Regions from separate parts of the Mus musculus genome. Here region 2 is linked to region 1. The links are chromatin loops, found by intact Hi-C in ENCODE. Cell type or tissue: heart. All regions are shown on one strand.

Region 1 (2,500 bases):
CTCTTCCAAACATGCAAAACAGTCACACAATTCATGTGTGAAAAGTAATGTATCCCCTCTCACACAAAAAACCTCACTTACTCTAAGTTATCAGCACAGCACTGCCTTCACCATGGGAATTTAAAAATAGATTGTGAGAAGAGGAGGAAAAGGGTGTCCTAGAGGCAGGCTGCCAGTCTGATTGAAGCAGGTGGCATGATCTGCCTTTCCATAAGGTGCCAGAAGGCTTCAAAAAGCATCCCTAAAGCACACAGGCCTACTGCTGCTTTCCTTAACATGTGCACATCCACACGCACCAAAAGTCTAATGGATCATGCCGCTGTCTTAAAGTTGAGGGAAAACATTTATCTTTTGAGCCATTAAAAGAAGACTTTGATGTCCCTAGAGAGTTTGGAAAAGCTTCTATAAAAAATGGCAATATGAGGGGCTGGAGAGATAGCTAAGTAGTTAAGAGCACTTGCTATGTTATCAGAGGACCTGGGTTTGATTCCCCAGCATCCAGGTGTCATTTCACACTCTTCTGGCCTCGGGGTGGCACTCACAGGGTGCACACACATTGCAGCCCAAACACTCATACACATAAAATAAAGTCCTTTAAAAAAATGATATGAAGCGGGGGGGGGGGGGGGGGGTAGTGGCGCACGCCTTTAATCCCAGCACTAGGGAGGCAGAGTCAGGCGGATTTCTGAGTTCGAGGCCAGCCTGGTCTACAAAGTGAGTTCCAGGACAGTCAGGGCTACACAGAGAAACCCTGTCTCGAAAAACCAAAACCAAAAAAAAAAAAAAAAGAGTTGGTAATGAATAAATAAATAAATAGATGCTAGATAAATAAATGAAGCTTTGTCGCCCCTGCTCCGTTGCTCAAGCTGTTTAATGTCTAAATAGTCCCACTTTTAGGAACTACTGAACAACTAAGCGGAAAGTAATGTCTCTCCTTCATCCTCTCACCGCATCCGGCTGTGGCTTGGCTTTGCGCAGGGGACCAGACTCGGTCCTTCGCAAGGCTGCTCTTCTCCCTAAGTTATGCATTCTTGGGGACCAGGGGCCGTGACCCGGATCGTGTCCATCGGGCACCAGGCGCGGAGTCAGGGCTCAGCGAGCCTGCTGAGGCAATGTGGAAAGTCACTCGGGGGAGGACCCGCGCTCGAGGCAATGATTCACCGGGTGTTTCTTCGCATTCCTTAAGGTGCAGTCACGTCGGCGCAGCACGCAGCCGCCCGGCAGCTACCTGTGGAGTGGAAGGGCAAGTCCACCTCCACCTCCGCGGCCGGCGCACAGCAGAGGCCCGGAGGGGGCGCGCGAACCCGCGGGAGGGCACTCGGCCGCCTCCCCGCCCCCTCTCGCGGCGGAAGCCCCGCCCCTCCGCGCGCCCGCCCTCCGCGCGCACCCGCCCTCGCCCTCGCGCCCTCGCGCCCTCGCGCCGGGGGCGGGCTCGCTGCGCGTGCCGGGCGGGGAAGCGGCGCGAGCCGGCGCCGTTCCGTTCGCCGCGGGGGCGGCTCCGGGGCCTGAGTGGGCGCCGCCGCCTCAGTCGCTGCTTGCTGCTTCAGCCGCCTCAGCCGAGGGGGCCGGGTTGGAGGAGGCTGCGGCCGCCGGAGAGCCACGCGACGGCCCCTCAGCTCCGGCCGGGAAGCGAGCCAGGTGGGGAGTCCGCCGGGGCTGGAGGAGCGAGAAGGAGGGCTGCGGGGTGGCGGAGTGCGCGGCCCTGGAGCGGCGACCCTTGGGAGACAGCACGCCGGGCCGGGGAGGGCTCTCCGGTCACCCGCGCGCGCGGGGGCCCGCGGAGCGCAGAGCCGGGCTGCGCGCGCTGCTGATGCATCCTGAGCCCGGCTGGCGGGGAGGAGGCTCCGCGTTAGGTGCTGAAGGGGGCGAAGGCGGCAGGTCCTGGCAGAGGGCAGGTGAGGTAGGCAGGCCCTGGCAGAGGGAAGGGAATTCATTCCAGATCACCTCTCAGTGTCCCCCGAGGCTCCCGGTAGACGAACCTGTCCACCCAGGTCACCCCTGTTGGGCACAGTGTCCGGAGAAGAGGGAGGATGCAGCTGACGAATGCTTGCTGTTAAATTTCTGTGCCAGGCCTTAGGGAATCAGGGAGACCTTCCAGCATTCTCTGCAAGCGTTTATTGATTAGCTACGGAGCAGGAGAGAACCGCGGTCAGCGCCTGGGTCACGACTTTATCACTCTCAGCCATCTTTTGCTGTTGAAGTGCTGACAGTTCGGCTGTGAAAGTATGCACACAAAATGTAAAGTGCTCTATTTCATGTTTCCTGTTCTGTTCACTTCAGGTCCCTTTAGGATTTTCCCAGCCCTGGGAAACTGGAGCCGTAAGTTGCTTGGTTTGTGGAGAAAGTAAGATAGTTGAGGAAAGCTGGTGGGAACTATTGAGAAGAGATTTGAAGGATCTTACTGACATTTAAAAGAGGGGTGGGGAGGGGGAGAAGAAATCTGGAAGAAGAATCTTGCCTTCCCAGCTAGAATTAAGCTCCGTGCCTGTTTTCTGTTCAG
Region 2 (2,500 bases), 1.3 Mb after region 1:
ACACAGAGAAACCCTGTCTTGAAAAACCAAAAACAAACAAACAAAAAAAGTAAGTGCTCAAGTAGTAACTGCTACCTATCTATAGTATCCTTCCCAGTACTCTGTACTCAGGTGTTCTTTCCTACCTGAACACATTTTGACCTTTGCATTTCACCAGTACAGGGAATAACGTTGACGTTAGTGATGTTATTGATGTTATTCCCTGTATCAACATCAAGATAACTCAGGAGATGAATCAACGCCTGTTATACCAGCACATTTGGGAGTGTGAGAATTCCAAGTCCAGCCTGGTACTTGATAAAGACAAAGAAAACAAAAACAAAGCAAACAAAAAACCGAGTCAAAACAGATAATCAGTTCCCTATTTTTTATCTCGATTACATAGAAACGAACAAACACTGGAAGCCACTCTGACCTTCATTTTTGCTGAGAAGTAATAAACTTTTATTACCACGAGTTTAGGAAAGGGGGGGGGGGAATACTAGAAGAAAAAAAGTCATTTAGGAAAACAGTGAACATCATCTTTCCAAAACATCAGTTAAAGTCTGTTAAGGAAGGCTGGTGAAGTCAATTAGGAAACGTTCAGCCATCTAGTCCTTCTGTATTTCAGGAGTGCGCTTTTCGCAGCGTTCGCCTTCGAAATGGAGATGTCTCGACAGCACCTAACCCGAAGTTTCTAGACGCCTCCAGAGAGAGAAGCGCTATGTCCTTCTACCCAGTTCCGACTCCCGCGGCCAGCAGAGCCGGCAGCTGCAGGTCCGCACTCACCTGGGCCGGGCCGGGCCGGGCCGGGCCGGGTGGAGGCCTCGGTCCGCCAGCGTCCTTCCCGGGCCGCAGTCGCGCGGGCCAGAAGCCCCAGGTGGCGACTTACTGCGGAACAGACGTCGCCGTCGCAGGCGACAGCCCAGGGCGCCACCGGGGAACCACCCGCCCGATACGTCACCCACCGAACATGACCTGGAGCCGGGAAACTCACCTCAGGGCGCGGCCCCACGGCCTAGTCCTCGGTGCCCCGGCTAGGGCAAGCGCCGGCGCCGCTGGGCTGAAGCCCCTCAGCCCCGGAGCGCCGGGAAACCCTGTCGCGACCAGCGGCCTCGCCGCGCAGATCTGACCGGCCTCCCTCAGACTGCCCGGCGCGCGCCGGCGCCGGCTCCGCGCGGCTCGGAGGAGCGAGCCTGACTGACGGGAGCGCGCGTGGACGGCTCCGCGCGGCTCGGAGGAGCGCGCCTGGCTGACGGGAGCGCTCCGGGGACGGCTCCGCGCGGCTCGGAGGAGCGCGCCTGGCTGACGGGAGCGCGCCGGGGATGGCTCGGCGCGCCTGGCTGACGGGAACGCGCCGGGGACGGCTCCGCGCGGCCGTGAGGAAATTGTCTGGCTGAAACGGGAGCGCGCCGGGGGCGGGGCTTCTTGCGGCGGGTTTTCCTAGGCTGCCGCAAGGCGCGCACTAATGGCGGTGGCCTTCTTGCTGCTGCAGGTGCCGCTGCTTGTTGTTTCCTTAGGAGGCGCGGAGAAAGCTGGAACTAGGTGGGCGTTCACCTGATAATCCAGATTTACCTATTTCTTTCTATGCCTCCTGTGCTCTTCCTTAGAGAGTTCTTGCATCCTGTTAGCGAACTTCACCTGAGCCCTATTATCTGAAGAGTGACTGTTAAAAGAAACTTGCCCGCCCTTCGCGTTCTTAAAAAGGCTCTCTACAAAGACCCCTTTCTTTTAGAGGACTTATTTATTTGCTTGTGTATATATTTAGGGGGTGGGGTGAGACAGGGTTTCTCTGTGTAGCCCTGGCTGTCCTGGAACTCAGAGATCCTCCTGCCTCTGCCTCTGAAGTTGGCTTCGGATAGGATTTATAGGACTTCAGAATGCCCCTTATTCTACTTACAGCAAGGTCAGGCGTATACTCTTTAAACACCCGGTCTTTGTCCTTTTAATGATTTTTCAGGACTGCTTGTAACCGCTATCTGGTCAAAATACTTGCTGTACCGACGTACCATTTTTAGTGTAGCATATCTTCTCCAGGTTCCCACACTTTCACAGCCTCAGCCTGAGCCTGGAAGCATCCCCTCTCCCTTTTGCCACTCCAGAAAGTACACTGATTTTGGAATAAACAAAATGTCTCTGATGTCCTGTGTGATTCACTGTCTCCTCTATTGTTGGTTGATTACATTTTCCTACTCACACGTCTTTCTAGCCTTATTTATTCTTCCCTATAGAGGAAACACACGCACGCGCACACACACGCACACGTGGGAGTGGGGGAGAGAGTAAGACTTTGTCTAGCTAATCTAGGCAACTGTTGCAGATCTCATCGATTTTCCTCTATACAATAGTCTCTTTGTTTTTTGTTTGTTTGGTTTGGTTTGGTTTGGTTTTGTTTTTGAGACAAGGTCTGTGTAGCTCTGACTGTCCTGGAACTCTCTAGTTAGACCAGCTAAAGAGACTGACCTGCCTCAGCCTGCTGAGTGCTAGGATTAAAGGTGTGTGCCACTTTGCCCAGGTACAA

Evidence for each region. A loop is a pair of places that touch in the nucleus more often than their neighbours do. Peaks named below come from ENCODE experiments on the same cell type or tissue, not always from the same donor. Only the 100,000 strongest peaks of a DNase experiment are listed, where the experiment ranks them.
Region 2: a loop joins it to region 1, with 9 times the contacts of the local background. A loop is called at or near these places in 8 of 42 quality-filtered maps.

The regions. Positions count from the first base shown.
Region 1 is chr12:3,571,010-3,573,509 of GRCm38, forward strand. It overlaps Dtnb (dystrobrevin, beta), which reads left to right and starts at 1,382. Exons shown (of 18, transcript NM_001162465.2): 1 at 1,382-1,638. In heart, a CTCF peak has its summit at 1,264; a DNase peak (open chromatin) is centred at 1,412; H3K4me3 peaks cover 1,771 bases; H3K27ac peaks cover 1,423 bases.
Region 2 is chr12:4,906,373-4,908,872 of GRCm38, forward strand. It overlaps Ubxn2a (UBX domain protein 2A), which reads right to left and starts at 1,181. Exons shown (of 7, transcript NM_145441.4): 1 at 977-1,181. In heart, a CTCF peak has its summit at 1,436; a DNase peak (open chromatin) is centred at 1,249; H3K4me3 peaks cover 2,032 bases; H3K27ac peaks cover 1,790 bases.